Linked DNA regions of Homo sapiens: regions 2, 3, 4, 5, 6 and 7 are each linked to region 1. The links are chromatin loops, found by intact Hi-C in ENCODE. Cell type or tissue: mammary epithelial cell. All regions are shown on one strand.

The links. Peaks named below come from ENCODE experiments on the same cell type or tissue, not always from the same donor. Only the 100,000 strongest peaks of a DNase experiment are listed, where the experiment ranks them.
Region 2: a loop joins it to region 1, with 4 times the contacts of the local background. A loop is called at or near these places in 12 of 110 quality-filtered maps.
Region 3: a loop joins it to region 1, with 18 times the contacts of the local background. A loop is called at or near these places in 3 of 110 quality-filtered maps.
Region 4: it touches region 1 in a loop (2.8-fold over the local background); 5 of 110 quality-filtered maps call a loop at or near these places.
Region 5: a loop joins it to region 1, with 4 times the contacts of the local background. A loop is called at or near these places in 9 of 110 quality-filtered maps.
Region 6: it touches region 1 in a loop (9-fold over the local background); 23 of 110 quality-filtered maps call a loop at or near these places.
Region 7: it touches region 1 in a loop (7-fold over the local background); 3 of 110 quality-filtered maps call a loop at or near these places.

Annotation. Positions count from the first base shown.
Region 1 is chr11:8,957,922-8,961,921 of GRCh38, reverse strand. All of the region lies in intron 2 of TMEM9B (TMEM9 domain family member B), which reads left to right. Among named protein-coding and RNA genes, the nearest start is that of TMEM9B, 4.5 kb to the left of the region's middle. In mammary epithelial cell, a CTCF peak has its summit at 2,172 (motif pointing right); a DNase peak (open chromatin) is centred at 2,171; H3K27ac peaks cover 628 bases.
Region 2 is chr11:8,223,783-8,227,782 of GRCh38, reverse strand. LMO1 (LIM domain only 1) reads left to right here. Exons shown (of 4, transcript NM_002315.3): 3 at 683-808; 4 at 3,062-3,474. The coding sequence ends at 3,167. Among named protein-coding and RNA genes, the nearest start is that of LMO1, 38 kb to the left of the region's middle. RefSeq lists an enhancer at 1-635. In mammary epithelial cell, a CTCF peak has its summit at 2,033 (motif pointing left); a DNase peak (open chromatin) is centred at 202; H3K27ac peaks cover 639 bases.
Region 3 is chr11:8,245,021-8,249,020 of GRCh38, reverse strand. The region is part of intron 1 of LMO1 (LIM domain only 1); the gene reads left to right. Among named protein-coding and RNA genes, the nearest start is that of LMO1, 17 kb to the left of the region's middle. In mammary epithelial cell, a CTCF peak has its summit at 1,525 (motif pointing left); no DNase peak of the experiment used is centred here.
Region 4 is chr11:8,602,087-8,606,086 of GRCh38, reverse strand. No RefSeq gene overlaps it. Among named protein-coding and RNA genes, the nearest start is that of STK33, 9.9 kb to the right of the region's middle. RefSeq lists an enhancer at 1,720-2,221. In mammary epithelial cell, a CTCF peak has its summit at 1,920; a DNase peak (open chromatin) is centred at 1,676; H3K27ac peaks cover 992 bases.
Region 5 is chr11:8,869,081-8,873,080 of GRCh38, reverse strand. It overlaps a transcript of DENND2B not described here. Among named protein-coding and RNA genes, the nearest start is that of AKIP1, 40 kb to the left of the region's middle. In mammary epithelial cell, a CTCF peak has its summit at 2,490 (motif pointing right); DNase peaks (open chromatin) are centred at 1,620 and 2,520; H3K4me3 peaks cover 1,377 bases; H3K27ac peaks cover 497 bases.
Region 6 is chr11:8,811,483-8,815,482 of GRCh38, reverse strand. It overlaps a transcript of DENND2B not described here. Among named protein-coding and RNA genes, the nearest start is that of DENND2B, 2.8 kb to the right of the region's middle. In mammary epithelial cell, a CTCF peak has its summit at 1,715 (motif pointing right); DNase peaks (open chromatin) are centred at 1,032 and 1,682; H3K4me3 peaks cover 127 bases; H3K27ac peaks cover 2,746 bases.
Region 7 is chr11:8,766,619-8,770,618 of GRCh38, reverse strand. All of the region lies in intron 1 of DENND2B (DENN domain containing 2B), which reads left to right. It overlaps DENND2B-AS1 (DENND2B antisense RNA 1), which reads right to left and starts at 1,841. Exons shown (of 5, transcript NR_120590.1): 1 at 1,798-1,841. In mammary epithelial cell, a CTCF peak has its summit at 1,883 (motif pointing right); DNase peaks (open chromatin) are centred at 1,838, 2,688 and 2,958; H3K27ac peaks cover 2,715 bases.

The DNA of each region.
Region 1 (4,000 bases):
TGCCTGCAGGCCTAAAGGTATACAGCCAAAACACTAAGACCCATGTAGGCAGAGTTTCATGGGAGCATATGACTGGGTTTGTGGCACCTAAACTACCCATAGCTATCTTGCTGTACTCCCTCAAGTTTTGGTGAGGGACCTTTCTCCCTCTTGCTTTTCAGTGGAAGGTTAGCAAGCCTCGTTTGTCTGGGTTATAATTTTTACAACTTGTAGGTTTTGATGATGTATTGCCAAGTATGGGAAGCTATGTTTAAAAGTGTCAGAAGGCTCAAGAAGAAGTGGAAATGAGCTATGTAGTCAGAGTTTCCCATTTGGTGTAAATGAAGAAGTTACAGTTGTGCCAAGATATTGACCTGTTCAGTCCTTGGGCAGTCAGGCAGGCCTGTGATGACTGGGGGATCCTGACTGACTAGCCACCAGCAGCCTTCTCTGCTTATCCCAGCAGACCTGACAAATAGCTTTTTCTACGTGTGCCATGAAGCAGTTGGGATGCAGTTGTATTACAGCAGGATGAATGTGTTCCTTCCCATAGAATTGTGATGTTTTATGGTTTGTAACCACGGTGGAAGATGGATGGGATAGGAATTTAGGAAAAATAGTTCCAAATGGTAGGAGCTTTCACGTGTATCTGATTTCATAGCTAAATAGCCATCAAAGAGTTAGAAAGCAAGATTAAATTCATTCAGTTAACAGTATTCCAACCTGACTTTAAAAAAGAAAAGGCAGCCTTTGAGTATGTTTAGTTTCTCTGATGCCACTGTCTGTTCTTCCCTGATACGCATTTAGGTTCAGTCTCATATTTGTTAAGTGTGTTCTTGAGAACTTCTTGTGAACCTCTATGTTCCACTGTAAGTGGTGTCATATTAACCAAGCGATTTGGCCATATTCTTAAAGGTTTTATATCAGGAAGTTACTTTATATGATACAAGAATGTTCAGGCCGGGCACGGTGGCTCACGCCTGTAATCCCAGCACTCTGGGAGGCTGAGGCAGGCGGATCACCTGAGGTCAGGAGTTCGAGACCAGCCTGGCCAACAGAGTGAAACCCTGTCTCTACTAAAAATACAAAAAAAATTAGCCGGGCTTGGTGGCGGGTGCCTGTAATCCCAGCCACTCGGGAGGCCGAGGCAGGAGAATCGCTTGAACCCGGGAGGCAGAGCTTGCAGTGAGCCGAGATCGCGCCACTGCACTCCAGCCTGGGTGACAGAGCGAGACCCTAGCTCAAAAAAAAAAAAAAAGAATGTTCAAATAAATCTTTATGTTACTTCTATAAATTTTCCAAATTTATTCAGTGCTTACAGTTTATTCTGTTATCAGTAATGAAATGCAATGCCTGTCTTTTGAGTAGCAAATGAACTCACTATTCAAGTGGTTAGCACTAATCTTTTCACTAACTTTTCATTATTTCAGACTCAGACAGGACCATATGTCATTAACCCCTGGTTATTAGTAAAAATAGCTTTGGCTTTGAAAACAGTTGAGGCAGGACATGGTGGCTCACACCTGTAATCCCAGCACTTTGGGAGGCCAAGGCAGGTGGATCACTTGAGGCCAGGAGTTCAAGAACAGCCTGGCCAACATGGTGAAACCCCGACTCTACTAAAAATATAAAAATTAGCTGGGCATGGTGGCACACGCCTGTAATTCCAGCTACTCGGAAGGCTAAGGTAGAGAATCGCTTGAGCCGCAGAGGTAGAGGTTGCAGTGAGCTGAGATTGTGCCACTGCCCTCTAACCTGGGTGACAGAGCATGACTCTGTCTCAAAAAAAAAAAAAAAAAAAAAACAGAAACAAAGAAAATAAACAGTTGAGAATAAGGCTTGCTTGGGGTTTTTCTTCCCTCTCTCCCACTCTCCCTTGTTTCTTTTCTGCAGCTTAGCATTTTTCTAGGGATAAGTTCCCAGCTGGCACTGAAAAATTTTAACTGACTTTACGGGGCAGGCAAGTTATGATTCACCAGAATTATGGCTTTACGAGGCCTCCAGTATCTGTGAGGGCCTAGATATAGTTTTACCTTTTGTTTTCTGGGCCTTTCATTTTGTCCAGTTTTTATCTTTAAGTCTTCATTGACTTATGCTGGCTGACTTAAAACTTAAGAGTAGTTGGAGTGCTCTAGTTTGTGTTTGGGGTGATTTAAAGCTAATGATGTGTTACTTTTGGCACTAGGGGGAGGTGTTGCCTAGTTCCTTAAGTGGTTAACCTCTGACTAGGTCTAGCTCTGTTTGTAATGACTGGTCAGCCAAAATCAACCTTCCTGCTTTCTCTCCAGCTGGGCACAACTTTTGCACAGCACTCAAGTATCTTTTTGTTATTAAAATATATCCTTCAAAAGAAATACTCAATACTTACTTAGCACTTAAAATTCCCAAGTCATTCTTAGGTATTGTTGCCAAAGCTTCTGAAGCTGAAGTAGGAAACTAAATAGATCAGTTTCATTTTCCCGAGGTTCAGAGGTAAAGAACTGACGTAGGAAGCAGGAGTCCTGGATTCTGGTCCTTTCTGTTTTTTTTATTGCTAGAGTGCAGTGGCACGATCATAGCTCATTGCAGCCTTGATCTCCTAGGCTCCAGTGGTCCTCCAGCCTCAGCCTCCTGTGTAGCTGGGACTACAGGTGTGTACCATCAACCTGGCTAATTTTTATTTTTGTCGACACTGGGTCTCACTATGTTGCCCAGGCTGGTCTCAAGTTGGCTTCAAGTGATCCTCACATGTTGGCCTCCTAAAACTCTGGGATTATAGGGATAAGCCACCATGCGTGGCCTGATCCTTTTTCAAATATGATTTTACTCTGTGACCTTCTCTAAGCCTGAGGCTAGATGAGCTCTCTGATCCTCAGATAGATAACACCTGTTATGGGATATAGTTCCCTCTGCCCATTTTGTGCCTGCATCCAGTTGGGTACATGCCTGGTCTTCTGTATATTTGGAACAGATATCACACACTTTTATGGTGAGAGTTGTGGGGCCTTACCCGTATTTGAAATACCATCAGTGGAAATTTAATTTTTCATTACTACCTTTGTTAAAATTAAATTACCTGTTAAGAATAACCTGGGCCGGGTGCGGTGACTCATGCCTGTAATGCCAGCACTTTGGGAGGCCGAGGCAGGCACATCACCTGAAGTTGGGAGTTTGAGACCAGCCTGACCAACATGGAAAAACCCCATCTCTACTAAAAATACAAAATTAGTCGGGCATGGTAGCGCATGCCTGTAATCCCAGCTACTAGGGAGGCTGAGGCAGGAGAATCACTTGAACCCTGGAGGAAGAGGTTGTGTTGAGGAAGATCACACCATTGCACTCCAGCCTGGGCAACAAGAGTGAAACTCTGTCTCAAAAAAAAAAAAAAAGAATAACCTAACAACTTCTATCATATACCGTTTTGGTTATTTTTTCTAATGCCACAGTTTAGAGGGAACAGAACATGAAAATATGAATTTCTAGAAATTAACTTTTTTTTTTTTGAGACAGAGTCTCACTCTGTTGCCCAGGCTGAGTGCAATGGCGCGATCTCGGCTCACTACAACCTCTGCCTCCCAGGTTCAAGTGATTCTCCTGCCTCAGCCTCCTGAGTAGCTGGGATTACAGGCATGTGCCACCATGCCCAGATAATTTTTTGTATTTTTAGTAGAAATGGGGTTTCACCCTGTTGGTCAGGCAGGTCTTGAACTCCTGACCTCATGATCCAACCGCCTCGGCCTCCCAAAGTGCTGAGATTACAGGCGTGAGCCACCACACCCGGCCTTTTTTTTTTTTTTTTTTTTTGAGACGGAGTTTCGCTGTCATTGCCCAGGCTGGAGTGCAATGGCACGATCTCGGCTGACCGTAACCTCCACCTCCCAGGTTCAAGCGATTCTCAAGTCTCAGCCTCCTGAGTAGCTGGGATTACAGGCATGCACCACCATGCCTGGCTAATTTTTTTGTATTTTTAGTAGAGACGGGGTTTCTCCATGTTGGTCAGGCTGGTCTCGAACTCCCAACCTCAGGTGATCTTCCCGCCTCG
Region 2 (4,000 bases), 730 kb after region 1:
AGCACGCCTTCTGGACCAAGGCCCTGTGACTGTCCAAGTTGTTTCTCTGTGACTCATATTTTAAATCTTTAAAATGGGGAATAATAATAGTACCACCTCCTAGGTTTGTTGTGAGGATTAAGCGTTTATCTTTGTAAAGCTCTTAGATTAGTGGCTGACACATAGTGAACACTACCTAGGTGGTTGCTTAGTGAGTTGTGACTGAGAATTTACAACAGGTTTCACAACTACCCCATAAAGGGTGTGTTTCAGGCTTTGTTTTACAGATGAGGTAAATGAGGCTCAGAGAGACTCACTGACTTGCCTGAGGGCACACAACCCAAGATTCAGTCTGCCCCTGAAATTCAGGCTTGCTCAGGGCCCAGCCTAGGATTCTCTTGGTGGCTCCAGGGCTTGAGGACCCTTGTGGGAGCCTGGGAGGGGGCCTTGGGATGGGCAGTGGCAGCCAACTCCTGACCCCCTACACACCCTCCCTGGAAGGGGATGTGCTGATTTATTGGCAGCCTGATCTCTGGGCAGAATCTAGATGCTGCCCTCAGTGCTCTTATCCTATTGCCTGAGCCCACCTGCTGAGCCCACAAGTTGGAGTATGGGAAGGACCCTGGATGGAGGCAACTCCTTTCCCCCTGCCCACCCAGCTTCCCAGAATGCTGCTGAGTCCTCTGCGCCCTTCCCTCGGCAGGCTCTTTGGCACCACAGGGAACTGTGCTGCTTGCAGCAAGCTGATCCCAGCCTTCGAGATGGTGATGCGGGCCCGGGACAACGTGTATCACCTCGACTGCTTCGCCTGCCAGCTCTGCAACCAGAGGTCAGTGCTGGACTGGCCGACCCAACACACTCCCCAGACGCCAGCCTGAGGCCTGCTGGGATGGGCCAGGAGCACGGCGGAGGCGTGCACGCAAATGCGGGTTGCGTGTGTGTATGTGGTGGTGCGTGCAGGTTATGAGCGTGCATGTGCTTTATGTGTTTTATGTGTGTGTAAGCTCGGTAGCCAAATGTGTGCACTTTAATATTGGGTGTGCACATCTGTGTGGCACATTTCTGTGTGAATATAATGAAGGCGTGCATGAGTTTACTGTGTATGCATAGTTGAGTGTGCATGTGCATGCATGTGTATTTGGAAATGTACAAGTGGGCACATGTGCATGATGGAATTAATATGCATTTGTACATGTGTTTTTAAATGTCTGGGGGTGTATGTGTATGTGCAACGTGCATGCATGATGAGGTGAGTATGCATGTGTGTATACATATTTTATTTTTTGAGATAGTCTCACTCTGTTGCCCAGGCTGGGGTGCAGTGGTGTGATCTCACAATCTTGGCTCACGGCAACCTCTGCCTCCCGGGTTCAAGTGATTCTCCTGCCTCAACCTCCCAAGTAGCTGGGACTACAGGCGTGTGCCACCACGCCTGGCTAATTTTTATTTTTATTTTTATTTTTATATTTTTAGTAGAGACGGGGTTTCACCATGTTGGCCAGGCTGGTCTTGAACTCCTGATCTCAGGTTATCTGCCCACCTCAGCCTCCCAGATTGCTGGGATTACAGGTGTGAGCCACCGCGCCCAGCCTGTATACGTGTTTGAAACGTGCATGTGCATGGGATAACGTATCCTCCCACCCCCGTACCCAGTGTATAGTATGTGCATGTGTGTGCATGTATGTTCCAGTGAGAAGGGGTTCCCAAATCTGGAGGGCAAAGTCCCCTCAGGGAGTGGCCACTCTCTCCTCACCCAGCCCTTGTGATTCTGGTTCCAGCCCAGCCTATTTTCTGGTCTCTTGGCCCCAACTCTGTGCCCTAGCCCTGTGGGAGTCCCTGGGGACCTAAGGAGCCAGAGCCCTTCAGCCCTGGCTGGGGCCTAGCACCAGAAGGCAGGCGCTCTTCTCAGGAGCCCCCAGGTCAGGTAGGAACGCATACAAGTGCTCCCTGAAGTGAGGTTCAGAGGGACCTACAGGGAACGCTGGTCTGGCTGGGGGCTCTGGCCGGACCTGCTGTTAGGAGGGCTCAGTGAACTTACAGCGCCACCTGGTGGTTGAACTGGGATCTGCTGGAACTAGGCCAGCGATCTTGGGGTCTCACTAAAGGCTTCACCCACCCTGGGGACATCTTTAGGGAAAGGACCGGAATCTTCCCTTACTTGGGGAGGACTAGGAGACCAATGAAGGGCCTTCCTTCGGTAGGAGAGGAGATAGTGGAACGGGGTTACCTCCTAGAAGGATGCTCTAGGTAACTTATCAATTTTGTTTAGAGGAAGAATGCCCTGTACTGAGCCATCCTCTTAAATTGGGGAGAGGGATAGACGGATGGAAAAAACAACCATTTTATCCCTCCTTCCTTACCCATCTCTGCCTTTTTTTTTTTTTTTTTTTTTTTTTTTTGAGATGGAGTCTTACTCTGTCGCCCAGGTTGGAGTGTGGTGGCGTGATCTCGGCTCACTGCAACTTCCGCCTCCTGGGTTCAAGCAATCCTCTGCCTCAGCCTCCCGAGTAGATGGGATTACAGATGCCCACCAGCTAAATTTTTTTGTATTTTTAGTAGAGATGGGGTTTCACCACCTTGGCCAGGCTGGTCTTAAACTCCTGACTTCGTGATCCACCCACCTCAGCCTCCCAAAGTGTTGGGATTACAGGTGTGAGCCACCACACCCGGCCCCATCTCTGCCTTTCTCCATCTGTCTCCCCACTTGGTCTTTTTCTGTTTGTGCTTTCCCTTTCTCCCTCTCTGGGACTGGGGTAGGCTGTTCCTGCACCTCTCCACCAACCCCCCTAACCCTACACTCACCAACACAGGAGACCTGACTATGGAAGCCTGTGGCCCAACTGTCTGTCTGTCCTACCACCTCAGGCTACAGGGCCTGGCCAAGGTTGGGGCTGGCCTGGGGGAATTGCCCAGGTGTGCTGTGGGGACTTTTGGCAGTTCCCTCTGGAAGGTTCAAGGAACAAACTCCCCCCACCACCTCCCACATAGCTCACCTCATAGGCCAGGCCGGCTTCTGTCTGCAGCCCCCCCCTTACCCACTGGGACCTTCCCATGGCTTCTCTCTCTCGCTTGGATTTTCTAGATTTTGTGTGGGAGACAAATTCTTCCTGAAGAACAACATGATCTTGTGTCAGATGGACTATGAGGAAGGGCAGCTCAATGGCACCTTTGAATCCCAAGTTCAGTAACGCCCGGCGCCTGGCCTCCAGGCCCGTCTGTCCATCTGCCCGCCTGCCCACCTGCCTGGCCGGCCAGCCAGCCACTCTACCAGTGCAGGCTGGCCAGCCGCTCTCCTGCCACATTAGAACTTCTCCGTCCTCGATGGGAGGGATGGCCCTTCCTCCTCCACCACCGCCCGTCTGTGTGTGACCCCTCCTGGGGCCAGGCCGGGCCTGTACAGTCTGTCTTCTGTATATAAATGGGAACATTTATTTTATGAGAAATGTAATGCGATTTTATTACTGGCGTGGATTAAACTTATGAATGTTTCCGGGAGGTTACTCTGCGTTGTTCACATGACTGACACAGACCTGGGGCCCCTCCCCTCTGCCTCTCAAGGGCAGGGCACAGAGCAGGGTAGGGGCCTCCAGCATGTGCTGTTGCTGGGCAGGGGAGCAAAAGGCTGGCTTTAGGGGAAGAAGCTGGGAGGAAGGAGACAACTCAGAGCCTCCAGCCCCAGCCAGAGGTGAGACCTGGGGTATCTTCCCTCTGGGAGAGCACACACTCTGGCCCTGAGTAGGTCCCTAAGAAGAGGGGCAAGATGAAGCCTTCCCTACCCTGTGTTCCATCCCCTCTGTTGAGACCCCAGACTGACTGCACAGATGGGGACCCAGCTCTGACCTTTTCCCCAGTAGGACCACAAATCTTGTGTCCTCTGCCATGGGAGCACCATGCTGAAACCTCTCTTCCCTTTTAGGGTGACAGACAGCACTTGTTGTCTCTGCCCAGCAGCTGGGGCCCAGCTTTCTGCTCTTCTGAGTGAGCAAGAAAAATCCTGTTTCCTTTCGACTCAGCCCATGCA
Region 3 (4,000 bases), 710 kb after region 1:
TGGCTGCAAGCCTGTCCTTGCCCAGCTTTGTCCCTGAGGCCCTTGCTTGCCCAGCCCAGCTTTGGCCTGAAGGCTTCCCTGACCCTTCACTTCCCCCTCTGCTGCTGTCAAGACTGGACCACAATCCTGGCTTTCTAGGCTCTGAGGGAGGGAGCCAAAGACTGTGGGCCTGAGGCAGGTAGGAGGACAGTAGGACTGGGAGGCAGCAAGTCTAGACCTATCCAGCCACCCATGGATCAGTCCCTGACTCCTCTGACCTCCTCTGATCTGTCTGTAAAGTGTTTCTTGGCCCTCCCACTCTGGGCCAGTGTTCTTTCTCCCGAATGGCTTTCATGAAAGCTGCTGATTCTGGGAAAGAGGCGTGGCTCACGGTCTCCCTACCCTTACCTATTTCTACTCCAGTCCACCCCCAGTTATATTCAACTAAGATCAGTCCAGAGAAGAGCAGAACTTGTCTGAGGCTGCAGAGCACCTCTGTGGAGTCTGGGAACTATGCCTAAGGTCTTGCCTCTGCAATGAGCTGTCCCTCAGGGGAGAGGTCTGTATAGTGGTCTGTCTGTAGACTCAGGTGTCTATGTGGTGCATGGGCACCACTCCTGCCTGGCTGCCCAGGGCCTGGAGACCCACCAGCCCACTCCATGCTGTCTCAAGGGCACACACTCTTCTCCCTGTGGTCCATACTACCAGGAATCCTGCCCTCCCTTCCATGGCAAAGGCTTCGGACTCACTCTTCCAAGGAGAGAGAACCCCCAAGAGCACCAGCTCAGATACATGCAGATGTGAAATCTTTAGAATTCTTTGAAATTGACGGCAGCGGCATGAGGGCCTGACCGCTTGCTGCAGGGGTAGCTGTCTTTTGACTTGGGAGGTAACAAGCATGGACTGTGGTCCTCTGACTGTGAGATCACGGGCAATCTTGCTCTACCACCCACTGCTGTGTGTTATTGGGCAAACCACTTAACTTTTCTGAGCCCTGGTCACGTAAGTTAAGACCCAGAACATCCTCCCTGCCCCCTGCACAGAACTCAAATGACAGAAAATGTTTTCATGTGTTTTGCCAGCCAGGCAGCACTGTGCCCACCCGAGGAGGTGTTGGTGAGAACACAGTGGCTACATAAAGGGAAGGTACTTGCAACATGTACTCCTGCCACCCCTTACCTTGAGAAGTCTTCTCATCCCTGGGCCTCATAGAACTTTGGGGGAGAAATTTAGAGAAGTTCCAAGGGTAGTTTCCCTAAGGGGCAGCTTCCCAAGACAGCATTTCATGTTGAATCCATGTAGACTCAGGGAACTGACCTAATGACTAGAAAACGAGCATGTGTCCACTTGCTTCAAGGCCCAGATAGTCCTTTCAAGTGACCAGACCTGTCCTGTCCCCTCCATAGGGCTCTCTCCATTGTGGGAGGATTGGAGGCTGGTCGCCTCTGCGGAGATGAGGCCTGAGCCGCTGTGACTACTCTCAGTCTATCCCTGCTCATTCCCAACTCTGGGGCAGGCAAATGCCCCTGCCCCAGTGTGGCCCCAGCTCCCCCTGCTGGCCAGGATGCTTCATCTTTTTGGGTTGTCCTCTCAGATTAGCTACAAAGGGTGCTGTCCCTAGTCTGGGCATGGTGCTCTCCCCCTTCAAAGGCAGCCTCGTTGCTTTCCTTCCTACCCTCGTGGACTGGATCTAAGCTGGCACATCCCTGTGCCAGGTGGGGCTCACAGGCCCTGGGAGAGGGCAGCATCCCTTACCCAACCCTGCCTGGGGGAGTCCTTACTATGATGCTATTCATTATGCATGTAGCATTATGCACATACTGTTATGTACTCGTGGTGTCCAAGGTAGGACAAGCTCAAGGTCCTGAAAGAGGGACCCCCCTGCCATGGGCATGCTCAGTTTGCAGGTAGGGCATAGTCCTTGAAGGATGCAGAAATTTCAACAAAGAGAGACCTGGGAAGACAAAATGAGAATGCAGTTGTGGAAGCAGATGGGCCAAGGAGAGTGATGGATCCAGTAAGGTTTGAGTTTCCTGGGGAGCAGGGCTGGAAAAGTGGATGGAGTCAGATTTCTGGATGTGGGGGTCTGGGGAAGGAGGTAAGGGGGTGCTCTGGAGCCCTTTCATCCCTTTCATCCCAGCAGGGGGATGAGGTGACCAGGGCCTGCCCCCTGTGAGGCTGGCCATGGGGCCTCCCAGGTCCCCCCACCTGGCAGCTTCTAGCTGCCACAGGTTATTTCCCCCGCTATGCTGACCCCAGGACTGAATATTTTATGAACTGGTTTCTCCTGTTCTCAAAGGAATATTTATTTGTTTTTGTTTGTTTTGTTTTATAATAGCTTTATTGATTTATCATTTGCATACCACAAAATTAACCTTTTTAAAATAGATACTTTAGTGGTTTTTGGTATATTCACAGAGTTATGCAGTCATCACCATTATCTAATTGAAAAACATTTTTATCACCTCAAAAAGAACCTTCAGCCCATTAGCAGTCACTCCCCATTCCTCCCTCCCTGGCAACCACTAAACTACTTTCTGTCTGTATAGCTTTGCCTATTCTGGACATTTCATATAAATGGAATCATGCAATATGTGGTTATTGTATCTGCCTTCTTTCTTGGCATAATGTTTGCAAGGTTCCTTCATGATGTAGCATATGTCAGTACTTCATTTCTTTTTGTGGCCAAATCATATTCCATTGTATGTATATACCATGTTTTATTTATTCGTTTGTCAATTGATGGACATTTGGGTTGTTTCTGTTTTTTGGCTGTTGTGAGTAATGCTGCTAGGAACGTTCATGTACAAATTTTTGTTAAGACCTATATTTTCATTTTTCTTGGGGATATACTTAGGAGGGGAGTTGCTGGGTGATATGGTTTCGATGTTTGTCCCCTCCAAATCTCATGTTGAAATGAGATTCCCAGTGTTGCAGGTGGGGACAGGTGGGAGGTGATTGGATCACGGGGATGGCTCCCTCATGAATGGCTTAGCACTATCCGCTTGGTGATGAGTGAGTTCTTGTTCAGTTCACTCAAAATCTTGTTGTTTAAAAGAGTGTGGCACCTCCCCCATCTCCCTTGCTCCCAGTCTCACCATGTGACTTGCTTTTTCCCCTTCCTCTTCTGTCATGATTGGAAGCTTCCTGAGGACTCACCAGGAGCAGAGGCTGGAACCATGCTTGTACAACCTACAGAACTGTGAGCCAGTTAAACCTCTTTTCTTTACAAATTACCCAGCCTCAGCTATGTCTTTATAGCAACACAAGAAAGATTAACACACTGAGTCATATGAAAACTCTGTGTTTGGGGATATTTGTTTTTAAATTCAAATGAATAGTACATGAGTGTTTAGGAGAGAAGCCATCCTTGGTTGTCCGAACTTCCGGAAGGGAGGCTGCCCTTAGCCTGGTACTTCCCCAGTGAGATCCTGGGGTTCATTGGCACTTTGGATAAATCTTTTGCCTGCTGGCTTCAGTTTTCTGATCTATGAAGTGGGGTTAGTACGGATCTTTGCTCACCTCAAGGGCTTCTGTAAATAGCTACTACTTGCCTAGCATATCAAGGATAGCAAAGGACTTCTGCTTGCTTTAGGTACTTTCATTCTTCAGCCCTACAAGTTGAATGTTATTGCTCTAGTTTTGCTGATGAGGAAGCTGAAGCTCAGAGAGGCTAAATGACTTGCCGGAGTTCACAATATGGGTCGATGGCAGAGCCTGAACTTGAACCCAGGCTCACCAGAGTCCAAGTCCCTGGCCTGAACCCTTGCCTCAGATGTGTCTCTAAGCAAGGCAGGGCCCAGACATGGCCAGTTGTAGGCTCTGAAGCGGAGCATGCTGTAGGAGGGCAAAGGATGCTACAAAAGTCCATTTTGAGCTGTGTGACTTTAGATAAGTTGTTCCACCTCTCTGAGCCTCAGTTTCCCCATCCACAAAATGGAAGCAATAATTACAACTTACAGCACCACAACAAGGACTTGGGAAGATGCTGTACATGAAGTGCCGGGCATGATACCAGGCA
Region 4 (4,000 bases), 360 kb after region 1:
CTAGTAGCCTTCTTGGTTATTAGGTCAACAGATCATAAGAAGAAGGGTGAGCACAGTACAGTAAGATTTTTGAGAGAGAGATCACATTCACATAACTTGTGTTACAGTATACAAGTTATGTTTTTTTCTATTTTATTATTAGTTACTGTTAATTTCTGGCTGTGCCTAATTTGTGTATTAAACTTCATCATAGGTATGTTTGTATAGGAAACAACAGTATACAGTATGTTGGGTTCAGAACCATCCATGATTTCAGGCATCCACTGAAGATCTTGGCACATATCCCCCGTGGATAAGGTGGAACTACTGTAGTTCTCAAAAATAATTGCAGGTATAGCTTTCAGCCAGTGATGCTGCCTGCATTCCAATAGATAGACACATAATGAGGTGTGTTTGTTTGTTTTGAGGTGTGTTTGTTTGTTTTGAGACGGAGTCTTGATCTGTCGCCCAGGCTGGAGTGCAGTGGCAAGCTGTCAGTTCACTGCAGCCTCTGCCTCCTGGGCGCAAGCGATTCTCCTGCCTCATCCTCCTGAGTAGCTGAGATTACAGGCGCCTGCCACCATGCCCGGCTAATTTTTCTATTTTTAGTAGAGATGGGTTTTCACCATGTTGGCCAGGCTGGTCTCAAACTCCTGACCTCAGGTGATCCGCCTGCCTTGGCCTCCCAAAGTGCTGGGATTACAGGTGTGAGCCACTGTGCCCGGCCCATAATGAGGTTTTTAGAGTGTTTTATTGCCAGGGGAATGATGAGCCTAGACTAACAGAAAACAATAACTGTTGAAGACATTAAATGGCTCTTGGGCTTTCAATAATCTATGGTAGAGAATGCTCAGGCTCTTAACACACCTAAGAGTTGAGAAGGCTGCTCAGCCCCCAAAGAGGTTTATGCCTCAAGCCCCACATCAGCAGGGACACTAAAATGTGAAGAACCTCTTTGAGGGCAGAAGCAAGGGATAAGGAGAACAACAGGCAAGGGAGCTACTTCCAGGGACCTGAATCAGAAAATAATGAATAATTCCCGACCAGACTAGGAGGCCCTCAAAATATTTGCCCACTTGGATTTCAGAATTGCCATAGCCAATGACTCCTGTGTGCCTCCCATTCTTCCCCTTTCCTACGTGGAATGTCTTTCTCTGTTCTATAATCTACCTTTCAAAATCTTTACTCATCTTTTAAAAGCCACTTCATTTGTCAACACCTCTAGAATTTCTCCCTGTTATTCTGGAGAACACACCTCTCTCTTATCCGTCTCTTGCTCTGCTTCAGGGACACCTGGGAGTCTCCTGACCCTGCCCCCACACCCCCAAAGAGCCATAGATATGGAAGAAGTACCAAACCCCTAGTCATCCTTGACTCTTCCCTCTGCTTGGAAGGCTCTACCTCCAAAACTTCTCAAGGTCAGGGTTGGCTCCAATCACCCTTTAGATCTTAGCTCGCACCCCTCCTCAGAGAGCTTTTCCTAACCACACAATCTGAAGTGGACCCAGGCACTCTCTCACAGCCCTGTTTCATCGTCATCATGGCACTTACTATGAGGTATGTTTATCTTTTTCTTCGTCTTGTGTTCTTGCTCACTGTCTGAGTCACAGAGGGTGTAAGCTTCCCTGAGAGCAGAAGTCTTGCTTGGATCCTGGAACAGTGCCTGTAGTTGCTCAATAAGTATTACTTGAATGTATAACTCAGATCTCTGTCAGCCAACCCTACATTTCACTAGGAACATAAGTCTTAAGAAGACTTGTCCAAGATTCCTCATGAGTCATTGGCGGTGTCTGGACTAGAACTCAGGCTTGCAACTCAGGTCTCTATAGGATCTTTCAAAATGTCTAGGGCTGAAGTAGTTCCTGGACTCCAGACAAGTGGCAGAGTGAGAGAGGTCCGAGGTTCATTCCCGGTGTTGCAGTGTGCTGCAAGCCCCATAGGTGGCGCCGGGGCACTCATTTAGCCCCAGGGATCGTCAGAAAACTTGTTAAGGGCTAACCCTAGGGGGAAATTTTGATGAGGAGCAGGATATTTGCATAGTCCTAAATTGTCTCTCCACTGACTGCTCATTGTTGTGCAGGAAAAGTTGTGAGGGAGGAAAAAATATACAGCAATTGGAGTATTATACAGTGGAGAAATCACATAACATCTTGATCATGTGCTCAAAATAACATCACCAATAAGGGGCAGGTGGACATACTGTGCACCCAGATGTAATGCTGTGAGAAGGACATGATGTCACCCATGATACAGTATTGCTGCCAAGGATGCAGAACCTGAATCTCATTACAGAGAAACATCAGGCAAACCCACAATGAAAGACGTTATATTAAGTAAAGGCAGGGGATAGGGGACTGGATTCTTTAAAAATGTCCCTGTCGTTAAAGACAAAGAAAAGCTAGGAAAATGTCCAGGTTCAAGGAGGCTAAAGAGACATGACAGCTAAATGCAATTCCTGACCCTATATTGGGTCCTGTAGTGGAGTGAGGAAAATGTAATAGAAAGGACATTCTTGGGTCAACTGACAAAATGGGGATATGGAGAGTAGATGAGATTATTGTATCAATGTTAAATGTACTAAAGTTGATAACTGAACTGTGGTTATATAATTGAATATTCTCGTTTTTAGAAAATATGCACTGGAGTATTTAGAAGTCAAGGTCCTTAGTGTATGTAACTCACCCACAAATGGTACAGAACAAAGCTGTAGATGTATATCTTTTTTTAATTAAACATGCATACACACACACACACATATATAGAGAGAGTGCTATTAATAAAGCAAATGGTGTAAAATCTTTTTTTTTTTTTTGAGATGGAGTCTCGCTCTGTGGCCAGGCTGGAGTGCAGTGGCGCGATCTTGGCTCACTGCAACCTCTGCCTCCTAGGTTCAAGTGATTCTCCTGCCTCAGCCTCCTGAGTAGCTGGGACTACAGGTGTGCACCACCACACCCAGCTAATTTTTAGCAAAGACGGGGTTTCACCATGTTGGCCAGGATGGTCTCGATCTCTTCACCTTGTGATCTGCCCACCTCGGCCTCCCAAAGTGCTGGGATTACAGGCGTGAGCCACCGTGCCTGGCTGATGTAAAATCTTAATAGGTGAATCTGGGTGAAGGACATATGGGGGCAGACACGGTGGCTCACATTTTTTTCTTTTAAAGTTAAATTATTTATTCAAATATATTGAGGGGACTCAAGTGCAGGTTTCTTACATGCATTTATTGTGTGGTGCTGAAGTCTGGGCTTTGGTGTATCCATCACCTGAATAGTGAACATTGTACCCAATAGGTTTTTCAACCCTCACCCCCTCCCACCTTTTGTATTCCCTAATATCTATTATTTCACTCAGTATATGTCCATGTGTACACATGTTTAGCTCCCACCTGGGTGGCTCACACTTTTAATTCCACAGCTTTGGGAGGCCAAGGTAGGAGGCTCACTCTAGCCCAGGAGTTTGAGACCAGCATGGGCAACAAAACAGGACTCCATGCTTGAACCCAGGAGGTTGAGGCTGCAGTGAGCCATGATCATGCCACTGTACTCCAGCCTGAAAGACAGAGCAAGATTCTGTCTCTATTTAAAAAAACAAAAAAACAGGCTGGGCATGGTGGCTCACACCTGTAATCCCAGCACTTTGGGAGGCCGAGGCGGGTGAATCACGAAGTCAGGAGTTTGAGACCAGCCTGGCCATCATGGTGATCCCCCGTCTCTACTAAAAATACAAAAAATTGGCTGGGCATAGTGGCGGGCGCCTGTAGTCCCAGGCTGAGGCAGGAAAATGGCGTGAACCCGGGAGGCGGAGGTTGCAGTGAGCCGAGATCGCACCACTGCACTCCAGCCTGGGCGACAGTGAGACTCCATCTCAAAATAAAACAAAAAACAAAGGATATATGGGCATTTTAAAAACTATTTTAATTTTCATAACTTTTCTATAAAAGTTTGAAGTTATTTCCAAACAAAAATTTAAGAAGAATAAAAGAATTAAACAATAGTGATCCCAGGTAGCTCCTCTGCCCACC
Region 5 (4,000 bases), 89 kb after region 1:
GCTGGCTAAATTCTGTGGCTTGCCTTTACATTCATGAGTTCTCTTGTTCCACGTTTGGGGCAGAACCATCCTAATTTGAGATTGGAGAGATTGGAAAAGACTGGAGAGGGCTAAGTTCATCCAAATATGGCCCAGGTCTCCTGAGGTGTTCAAGCACTTCAGTGAACTAGAGTAGAAACTCACTTAGATTGTGAGTTTGGAGAAAAACTTGTTCTGATTAAAGTAAAACTGTTCTGATTTTTGGAGTAAAACCTGTGCTGATTTTTGGCCTTTGTGTTTTCAATGTGCCTCAACAACAGCTGAAATCTTGGGCTTTCCTAATGTAGAAGCAACTCAACGAGGAATTGATTTATTTTTCATGCGCAGACTGCATCACACCGCATATAAGGCCTTCTGCTAGAAAGGCCAAACTGTCCTTTGGCCTCAGTATTTTGGAGACAAAGAGTTAATACTAGTAATTCCTGTGTAATATCCTTTTTTGGCAAAGGAACAGTAGACTTTATCAGTTTGGTTCTTGCCATTACTTGTGTTCGATCTTGACCAAGTTAAATTATTTCCAGGATGTATCTTTTTTTTTCTTTTTTTTTTTTTTTTTAGACGGAGTCTCACTCTGTTGCCCAGGCTGGAATGCAGTGGTGCGATCTTGGCTTACTGCAATCTCTGCCTCCTGGGTTCAAGGGATTCTCCTGCCTCAAGGCTCCCTAGTAGCTGAGATTACAGGCGCCTGCCACCACTCCTGCTAACTTTCGTATTTTTAGTAGAGATGGGGTTTCACCATGTTGGCCAGGCTGGTCTTGAACTCTTGACCTGAAGTGATCCGCCCACCTTGGCCTCCAAAGTGCTGGGATTACAGGCCTGAGCCACCGCGCCCGGCCTCAGGATGTATCTTAAACTCATTATTTTTGATGCTTGCCCTGCAGCTGAGTAAATACCTCTTTAGGATATGTGACAATTGAACTGGCTTGGATTTTGGAACATGTCCTGGCCTTGGAGCCTGCTTATGTTCATACACACTGGTTCCTTAGAAATGTAAATTTGTAAAGTCAATGTAAAACTGAAACTTCAAAAGTCAATTTTCATTGCTGCTGTTGTGCATTTCTATTATCAAATTTTATTTACAGTGATTTACGTGAGTAAAAAATGGATTACACGATTTCCTAACATCTCACTAAGTATGGGTTTGGATCTTAAGTAATTTACATTTTTCTTTTCCAAGTTGATTGTTATACTGGGCTAATGATTTCCTTCAAATTCCACTAATAAATCACAGATTCTCAGTGCTGTTATTCCATTGCTTTATTATTAAATGGCACCCTTTTCTAGTTTTTGTTTTTGCAAACCAGTGGAGTATTTAAAGTAAAATTTCAGAATCCCTTTTGGAGCTTTCGGTTGAGACCAGGCTCCTTGGAACCCTAGTGCTTTGGGAGTTCTGCTGCTGCTGCAGTACCAAAAGTAGCTTCTTTGAATTTCATTTGGGTTTTGTAGGGCTCCCCCGAGGCCCGAGAACTGGGAGAAGGGAAAGAGCTCATCGGTTTGTTTGAAGGCCGGCGGGCGGTGCAGGCAGCTTTTCCCAGACTCTCCCAGCTCCGGCTTTTCACGCATACCAGAAGAGCCGCTTTTTTCCTCCAGTGATTGAAACCATCTGGACTCCAGGGGGGTCACGTGTGTATGAGAAAATGACATAAAGTTTCAGACCCCGTTGTGCTTTGCTCCAGACCCAGACAACTCTTGGTCGGATGGTGAGGAGGTGAGGGCCGTCCAGTTTGGGGGCCAACTTCTCCTCCCTGCTGCCCCCGGCCCCCGCCTCCCTCACCCCTGTCCCCCACCCTCCCTCGCACACTCTCGGCGCGGCTTTCTCGCTGCCTCCGGCGCCTCCGAGCGCTCCCCTCCGCCGGGCTCCAGCAGCCCACCCTCTCTGTCTTGGGTGGAGGCGCACATCCTCCACGCCCCCTCCACTCAAATCTGCGCTCCCTCCCCTCTCTCTCCCTGCAGCCCGGCCGCAGCCCGGGGCGCGGATGCCTGCCCGCCGCCCGCCCTCTCTGCAGGAGCGGCTCCTCCTCCGGGCCGCGCGGCTCCCGGCGAGACCCCATCCAGGCGCCGCGCCCGGCCCGGCTGGGGAACGCAGAGGTAAGCGCCTCCGGGCCGGGTGGCCCCGGTTCCCGCGTGCGCGCCCGGTCCCGCCCCTGCCCTCCCAGCCCTTTTCCCTCTGCTCCCGACTCCCGGCCCCGGCAGCGGTGTCCAGCTCCGTGAGTACGCGCGTGGGGGCCGCCGCAGGCGCAGAGGAGCGGGGCTGGTGGGGTCCGCCCTCCCGGGCGGTCAGTAGCCGCCGGCTCTGCTTTCCGGCCCGGCGGGGGCCGCGCGGTTGGGGGTGGGGAACCTCGCGGCCAGAGTCCGGCGGTGAAGAGCTGCCTGGTGCCGAGCGGAGACCCGATCTCGGGACGTCCTGGGAGCTGGCTCTGCGCACCGCCTTGCCTCTCGGTGGCGGCATTCGAGCTCCTACCTGGAGCTGTTGCAGCTTGTATGCAGGCTCCTTGAAGAACGCGCGCGCGCGCGCGCACACACACACACACATACACACGCACAACACACACAGACACACGGAACTCAAACAAAGGAAAATTAACTTTGCATGCTATTACTGCAACAAGTTAAACTATGTTTATTTGTGGATGGTTCACTTTTTGCCCTTGTGCAGACACGCACTAAGTATTAAAGGGTCCACACTCTAGTCAACGTTTATGGCACGTTATCCAATAATTTAGTAACTGAGTAGAGTTCAAGAGACAATGTTTTCAAGTGTTTCTAAAGAGGGCTTATTGCATTTTCCTGGGATCTTTATATGAAAGTAGTTGATGATTAATATGAATAAAATAACTTCTTCATTAAGTGAGAAAATTTGCCTTAGTACAGCCTTAGTCCAGCTCTTGCTTTTATTACCAACCAGGTGTTTCTGCTGTTTGGATAGCAGGGTCTTGGGAATGGCAAAGAGGTCATTATCCCATCTGCAAGACTGTTTTCAGCTACCTCTTAGCTGCACACACTGCAACTGGCCATTTTGGGATGGGGCCACAGGGTTAAAACCCAAAGGGCTGCATTGTTTTGTTTTAATATTTTTCAGAAGGTGAATCCCTTAATTGATTTTTTTTTGCCAGAATTAGGGGTTTCTAAAAGGTTAGACGTAATCTGGGGTCCAGAAAGCTAATCCAAGATAGAGACTGAATTGTTCACAGCCTATCTCCCTTGCTGAATTAAGGACCGCACAAGGCCAGAACTCAAGAAGAGCCTGTTGAATGCATGAAGTGAAGGCTTCTTAAATTCTGCTGGTCTGGCAGAGAGTTCCTAGGTGACTAACATAGATGTAACCCTCCTTTTTATTTATCTGGCATATATTTTTTATTTAAAAAATTTTTTTCTTTTTTTTTTTCGAGACGGAGTCTCTCTCTGTCCCTGGAGTGCAGTGGCGCAATCTCGGCTCACTGCAACCCCCGCCTCCTGGGTTCAAGCAATTCTCCTGCCTCAGCCTCCCGAGTAGCTGGGATTATAGGCGCCTGCCACTACGTCTGGCTAATTTTTGTATTTTTAGTAGAGATGGGGTTCCCCATGTTGGCCAGGCTGGTCTCAAAGTCCTGATTTGAGGTGATCCACCCGCCTGGGCCTCCCAAAGTGCTGGAATTACAGGCGTGAGCCACTGGGCCCAGGCTATCTGGCAAATATTACCTTTGGAAAAACTCCCCAAGATAGGGGGAAGAAAAATTGTTCAAGTGTATGTATGGGAAATGTTATCCCCTAATTGGGCCAGAAGGGCACCCATTTTGGTAGACAACTCCAAGGCAACTCTTACCTTAAAAGTATTTTTTTACTGAACGCTTAGATTGGATTGGCTTGGTAATTAGGGAAATCCTTGGTCTTGAGTTTGTGGACTCCTTGGGGAAAGAGAAGTGACATTTGAGTGAAGGATAATTTCAGATCAATTGGCTTAGAACAGGAATGTCCAATCTTT
Region 6 (4,000 bases), 150 kb after region 1:
GTGCCTGTAATCGGGTGGTTGGTAGCAGGGGAGGTGTGGGCAAGAGATGAAGCCAGAGGATTTCAGATTTGGGTGGGAGCGTAGGCCAGAAGAGGGAACGTTGGATGTAGTCACACTGCTGTTGGTGTTACTTAGACCTTCATTTTTCCACCAGACTGTAGTGTTCAAAATTCTTTTTAGTAAGAGAACCCTTTTTTTCTGAACTTTTTACAACCATCTCCAAATTATGAAACATAAGACTTTTTTTTTTAGTAAAAATGTATTTTTTTACAAGCACAGTGTCTTGCACCATGGAGGGGAGAGGAGGTGTTTTGTCCTTGGAGCTGCTGGCCTGAGAGAACCTTGTCATCGTGGGAGCTGGGCCATTCCTACACAGTGGTCTGGCAATGACCCGGTGGTGGTGGAGGCCTGTGAGTGGGCACTGGTAATGGGAGCAGCTGTAAAACCCTGGAGGGCAGCCCCAGGAGAGTGACCTTACCAGGAAAGTTCTGGGAAACAAACCACAGGGAGGCTTTACAGGAATTTTTGGTTGTGCCCACAGGCAAGGCACATGAGGAAAAGAAATGTAATTATAGTTTGTAAGTCGATGAAAAGAGGCAATGAGTGACATGAAATAGCTGCTCTAAGTTTCTTCTTCCTGTCGGACAGGAAGAAATGGGGTTTTATGCATTTCATTCAGCAGATATTTATTGAGTGCCAGCTGTGAGCTGGGCCCTGCACAAAGTGCAGGGAATATTGGTGGTTAGCAAAATAGTCAAGGTTCGTATCCTAAGGAACTCTTCTGAGGGAAGACTGAGATTAAGCAGATAACTGTATAAATGCATAATTACACAGCATGGTGAGTGCTCTGAAGGATAAGTGTGGGGAGCCTCATTTAGATTGGAGGATTGTGAAAGTCAAGAGACAGGAGAGTCAAGGTGAGGCAAGGTGAGTAAGAGCTATCCAGGCAAAGACTGCTTGGTAGGGGAGTGTCCCAGCAACGGGAAACAACCTGGAAAAAATATGACACCTCAGGGGAACTAAAAGCAGTTGTATGTGGCTGATGCACAGACAGGGAAGGGCAGGAAGTGTGCTGAAAGAAGGCAGGAGGAGAATCATGCTGGGCCTTGTAGGTCCTGGTAAGAAGTTAGATTTTATCTTAAGTGTAGTGGGAAGTCAATGAAGTGTGTTAAGCAGGAAATGACCTGATCTGGTGTTAAAAAAAAAAAAAAAAAAGGTGATTCAGACAGCTCTAATGACTTTGTGAGGGGAGAGTGGAAGCTGGGGCAATTAGGAGGTTTTTGCAATAATTAAGGTGAGAGATGGGTAGCATCAGAGGTGGAGAAAAGTGGACAGATAAAAGATATATTTTGGAAGTAGAATTGTTTGCAGTTGGGAAATGGGTTGGATGTGGGCAGAAATAAGAAGGGAGAGTTGAGGATGTCTCCCAGGTTTCTGGCACATGTATGCTTGCAGGCCTCTCAGTAGACAGCAGAGAGCTTATATAAGGTTGTCAAATCCTTATCCTTCAGAAGGGTCAGGTAGGATTGGTCTAAATCCAGCCTTGCAGAGGCAGTGGTGGGATTCAGCTGTCCCTGACTCTGCCCAGTTCAAGGAGTGTGTACACAGTAGCATTACCCAAGCAGGGATTCCAGTTCTCTCAGTAATGGGGCCCTTCCTTTGTCCCTTCCCCCAGGACAAGGCCCTAAGGAACCTCCATAACTCCAGCATGCCACTAGGGGGAGCATGGCCCGCATTCTGGGTCTGGTTTGGAGGGCTTCTTAAGTTTGGATTACTTCAGGAACTGACTTGTATCAGTTCTAGTACTCAGTCCTGACCCCTGGCCCCTCATACTGCTTAAAAGAATGCCTGGCATATGGTAGGTGCTCAACAAGTGTTAACTGATGTTACTACTGTATTATTAATATTATCTTATTATAGAAAGGGGTGGGATCACCCCTTCTTTCTCAGGATGGAGACTGGGCAAGTGGAATGTGCATTTTGAGGATCAGGAGGAGAGCAGAGGGATGCCTTTTGGACAAGGAAGAGGCGGAAATTTAGTGATTTGATGATACTGCATTTGCCCTTCTGTCTTGTCTTTCTTTGTCTTTCTTTGTAGACTTGGGATTCTTCAGCTGGGGCTTGGGTGGGGTTGGGGATTTATAGTGGGTGATTAGGTTCACTCCCTTTCAAGCTCTGATTGCTTCACTAAAGCAGTAGTGCCCCCCATTTAGGATTTGTGCCATTCTGTCATTTCCTGTTGGATTTTATAACACTTTCCTACCTTAACTTCTGGTATATATTTACCTTTTAAACTCAAGTCAATCAGAATCTTGTTTTGAGAATGTTGTGATATGCTGGAAATTAATGAAAAAAACCCACTAGATTCTGCATAGGATGTTGCATTAAAGATTCTATCAGGCTGGGTGTGGTAGTACACACCTATAATCCCAGCTACTCAGGAGTCTGAGGTGGGAGGATTGCTTGAGCTCAGGAGTTCAAGACCAGCCTGGGCAACATAATAAGACCTCGTGTCAATAAATAAATAAATAAATAACATCAGGACCTTTTTTTTGGGAGCACTGTTTTTGGGAGCAGCATTGGAAAATATCCTCCTTAAGCCTCAGTGTCCTCATCCTGGGGAGGGTATTAACTGTCCCAGTGTTTTTTGTTTGTTTTTGGTGAGGAGTTGTCAAGAGGAGTAAAGTTCTTAGTTCAGTTCCTGACTTGAGAGTGCTTTCACGGACAGCATCTCTTCCGATGCTCAGTCCCAGCCCTGTCAGTAGGCTCTGTAGGTGGAAAGGGGGAAGTCATGGGACTTGCCCAATGGCACATGGCCCGTTAGTGGTGGAGTCAGGCACTGCCAAGGTCTTCTGACCCCTGGTGCTGTTGCAACCACTGTGCTTAATGTACTCAAGAGACTTGAAAGGCTTGGGGATTGTTTCTAGATTTTATTTCCTGGTTCCATGACCTGGGGCAAGTAATTTTACTTCTGTTGTAGAATTAAAAAAAAAAAATCTGTTAAATTAGTATAATAATGCCAATCCTAACTTTCAGACCTGTCATGTTGAACAGACGAGCCAAGATTTTGAGAGTCGTTTAGAAAAGTGCAAGGTCACATATAGCTGTAGGGTAGGGCTTTTTCTCCGAGCTGTGCATCAGGACGTTTTACATCTTAGAGATGCTGTCTTAAGGTCTTTAGGCTGAAAGGATGGTAGTCAGCCTATCTCGCCACAACTTACAAGGATTCTCCACCTTCCCTTGGGAGCCCAGCGTTATCTCATAACCAGTTATCAAAAAGTTGACAGTTTTTGAAATCAGGTGGCAATATACTTTAGTTGAAAGTGTGCTGGACTAGGGCGAACTTGGCTGATCTCTTAGTTCTTTGACTGCCTAACTGTATAAGTGCAGATCAAATGTTTAATCTCTCTGAGTCTCAGTTTTTCCATCTATAAAATGGTCATAAGGCCAGTATGCTGGCTCACGCCTGTAATCCCAGCACTTTGAGAGGCTGAGGCAGGAGGATTGCGTGAAGCCAGGAGTTCAAAACCAGCCTGGGCAACATAGTGAGACCCTGTCTCTATAAAAATAAAAATTAAAAAAGTAGCCAGGCGTGGTGGTGCATGCCTGTAGTCCCAGCTACTTCAGAGGCTGAGGCAGGAGGGTTGTTTGAGCCCAGGAGTTTGATGATGTAGTGAGCTATGATTGCACCAATGCATTCCAGCTTGGGCAATGGAGCAAGATCCTGTCTCTAAAAGAAATTTAAGAAGAATAATAAATAAACTTGAAAAAATGGTCATAAAAATATCTGTGCAGTGTATTTCAAAAGGTTATGAGGATCAAACAAAATGATACATGTAAAAAGAATGTTACAAAGCAGAAATGTATGCTGGGTAGGGGGGAGAGGAAGGGACAGGATGGGGATGGGGATGGGACTAAACTTAGGGGGTCTGCCGTGTCCCAGGGACTGTGCTCATTTTCTGACAGGAGCAATATTATTACCGACTGTGACAGCAGCTCC
Region 7 (4,000 bases), 190 kb after region 1:
CACTCAAGGTGAGATGAAACTATTTTCTGAGCAAAATGCAGCAGGATAGAAGGAAAAGAGCTGTAGCTTTGGAATTGAGGATTCTGGGTGGTGGTGATTATACTGTTAATAATGATAACATAGTCCTAACTATGAGCCAGACACTATTCCAGGCACTTTACATATGTTAATTCATTTATCCTTATAATGTCTCTATGAAGTAGTGACTACTAATTGTTGATTTATGAAGATTGCAGAGCAATTCTGGACTTGGTTCTACTCTTACTAATTGAGTGAACCGAGGGCAAGATGCTTAGCCTTCCTGAGCCCCAGCCTCCTCCTTTGTGAAATGGAGAAGATACCTTTTGCATTTAATCCTATTGGGCTTATTGGTAGACTCAAATGAGATAATACGTGAAAGTGTTTTTGAAAAGTATAAAGTACTCTAAAGTACTTTGCATTGGGGAAGAAGGGAAACTTGCAAAGTAATTGTAGTTTAGATACTGGGCTCATACTTAATGCAGATGCTGCTCTGAGCATGGGCCACAGTTGCCCTTCACAGCTACACAAGGTGGGCTACTGGCAGTCTCTTTGATTAAATGCCAGGATTTGAGCTGCTGTTAAAAAAATCAAGAAATCTTTTTTTGCCCCTTTCTTTCTTTTTTATGTTTTGTAGAGATGGAGCCTCACTATGTTACCCAGGCTGGTCTTGAACTCCTGGGTTCAGGTGATCTGCCTGCCTTGGCCTCCCACAGTGCTGAGACTACAGTCATGAGCCACCGCACTTGGCCCAAGAAATGAGTTTTATTGGGGCCAAATGTATATGTGAAATGTCATAAGGGACAGATTTTTTGTGCTAAACCAGTCCTTCTTTCCCAGCCAGGGGAACAGTGGTAAAGCTGGGTGGTAGGCATTTGCATGGGGGAGGATTAGGATCAGTGTGGCCACTGCAACAGGTGGCAAAAAGGCTGGCTCAGAGCGGAGGCACAGCAGCTGACTGCAGGGTCCCATGAGCAGCAGGTGTGTGACCCCTTTTTTCTAAGACGAGACGCTTATGGGAGTTTTTAGAAGTTGCTTTATGACCAGGCGCAGTGGTTCACACCTGTAATCCCAGCACTTTGGGAGGCCGAGGCGGGTGGATCAGTTGAGGTCAGGAGTTCGATACCAGCCTGGCCAACATAGTGAAACTCCGTCTCTACTAAAAATACAAAAATTGTCTGGGAGTGGTGGTATGCCTCCCATACCTGAGGCATGGGAGCCTGTCATCCCAGCTACTCAGGAGGCTGAGGCACGAGAATCACTTGAACCTGGGAAGCAGAGGTTGCGGGGAGCTGAGATCGCACCACTGCACTCCAGCCTAGGTGACAAAGTGAGACTCTTGTCTCAAAAAAAAAAAAAAAGAAGTTGCTTTACGTTGCTGTTACCTTGGCAGTGGAGACTGTGTCCCTCAAAGTGGTTCTCTGCTGGCACTAGATACACAAATGTGTCAGCACTTGGGCTTGGCAGGCATTGCTGAGTCAGGCAGTGAGTGATAAGGGAGATGAAGGGGACATAGGGGGAGTGCCTCCAAGAGCAGCAAGGAGGGGCAGTGTGGCCCTTCTAAGCCACATTACTACAGTATTCTCTGGAGCTTCTTAGAGCCAAGTGGCTTCTTCCATGAGGTTCCTGCAGGCCTGAGAGTTGCCTGGATTGACCATGATGCCTGAGTGTATAATTATAGGTCACTGAACAGAACCCCTAGTCAGCTACATCCCTCAAAAATGCCTAATTGTAGGCTACAAATATGAAAATATACAAGAGCTTAGAAACATGTCATACCTCATTACAAAGAGCAATGGCATGAGTCAGCTGTGACTTGGGTGGCTTTAGTGTGCTTGGTGAGCATGCTGACTAGTCCAGAAGAGGGCAGGAGGCACATTCCCCAAGCTTCCTACAGGGAGATTGAGGACTTTGGGAAAAGGGAGAAAGTATAAGCTGTGACCATAGCCTGCTAGTCACATCTACTAAAGGGGTCTGCTCACCTGATGGTAGATTTGATTCCTCTTTGGGAATTGTTTCCTGACCAGTTTACAAACCACATTAGAAAATAGCACATTTGGCCAGGCACGGTTGCTCATACCTGTAATGCCAGTGTTTTGGGAGGCAGGAGGATCACTTAAGGCCAGGAGTTTGAGACCAGCCTGGGCAAAATAGCAAAACCCGTATCTCTACAAAAAATTTAAAAACTTAGCTGGCTATGGTTACATGCACCTGTAGTCCCAGCCACTCTGGAGGCTGAGGCAAGAGGATCACTTGAGCCCAAGTTTTAGGCTGCAGTGAGCTATTACTATATCACTGTACTCCAGCCTGGGAGACAGAGCAAGACCTAATCTCTAAATAATAAATAAATAAATAAATTAAAGATCCTTGAGGGAAGTGAGGTCATATGTAATACCTTATATTACCTAACTGGGCCATACAGATTTTATTGCTGGGTTGAGGGAGCCCACTCTGTCTCAGGGTGGGGAGGGGTACTTGGATAAGTGCCCAGCCTGGTTGCTCTCGTCCGGTCTGGCAGTGCTTTCTCACCGAGAGGCCTCTCCCAGCTCAGAAAGAAGGAACAGCTCGATCTAGATCTCTTTCTTTTGTCCCTCCCTGTTCTCCCAACTCCCCTTGGTATAGATGAGTCTATACACACCCTTGCTGCCAGTGGCTTGCCATTCCTTTTCTGAGTCACTGCCCTTCATTACCAGATCTCTAGTGGTGATAGTAGAAGGGAGGGTTAATCTGTGGCCCTTGGGGTACTCTTTCCTCTCAGTTTTAAACTTTTTAGTCAACTCTAAGAATCTAGGAATCTCAGTATTGAAAGCGACCTTAGGTGCCACCCATGCCCATCTCAAAGGCGAGGGGGTAGACTAATCTTATCTACCTTTACTGTGGTATTCCCAGCATGTAACTGAGTGGAGTGTGGTAGGAGGTGCAAAAAATACTTGCGGAATGAGTGAGTCCCTGTAAATAGCAGCAGCTTCACAAGACCACTGTCATTGCCTCATTTGTTCATTTTTTTGACGAATATTAGTAAGCTCCAATTATGTGCCAGTTCCTTTTAAGTTCTGGAATACTGTGATGAACAACACAGTCCTTGTCCTCTGGAACGTATTCTGTAATTGAGAAATAAGGAATTAAAAAGAATTGATAGTCTCCAAATGGAATTTAAGAATTAAAACTTCTTCTTCATTTTGGCCTCTCAGGGTCTCTCATTTTCTGAGGTCTCCTTGGGGGACCCTAGAAAACACATCTAATCCCTTTTTCACACGAGAGCCTTTCCGAATTCCCAAGCCAATGATCACCCTCCCCGCTCCACAGCCTTCTCTTCTCCAGGGTAAACATTCTCAGTTCCTTCCGTCATTTCTCCTGTGACATGCTTCTGAGTGCCCTCTCCATCCTGGTCACTGTCCTTAGGACTCAGTCCAAACTGATAGTCTGTCCCTCTGCCAGTTGGGAGTCCACAACAGAATACCACCTCCCACGCATTAATTTCCAGGGAGTGTTCCAGCCTGGAGCCTCTCCTTACTCTGGGCTCAGGCGATAGGTGAGGGAAAGAGAAGGTCCTGGACTTGGCCAGACTGAGATCATCTTCATATTTGGCCAATCCTGGAATTCGAAATTCTTTTCTTTTGTCTCCTCCCTGCCTCCCCACCATCCTTCCCTTGGTATAGACGAATCTACACACAGCCTTGCTGCCAGAGGCTTGCCTTTCCTTTTCTGAGTCACTGCCCTTCATTACCAGGGAAATTAGCATGAAAAAGCGAATTCCAGTTCTATAACTGTATTCTATTCTTGTCCTCTGTCACATTCTCCAACCCAGCACCCCCACCTAAAATGACAAAAGTTGAGTCCTGTGACATCACAACAGTTGACTATTGTATCAACAGCTGTGATGTCACCAACAGAGGATTATGACTTCAAGGAAGAATGGAGGTGGGGCGCATAGCTGGCAAGAAACCCCGTGGGAACAAAGAAGGTATTTTCGTGCAGATCT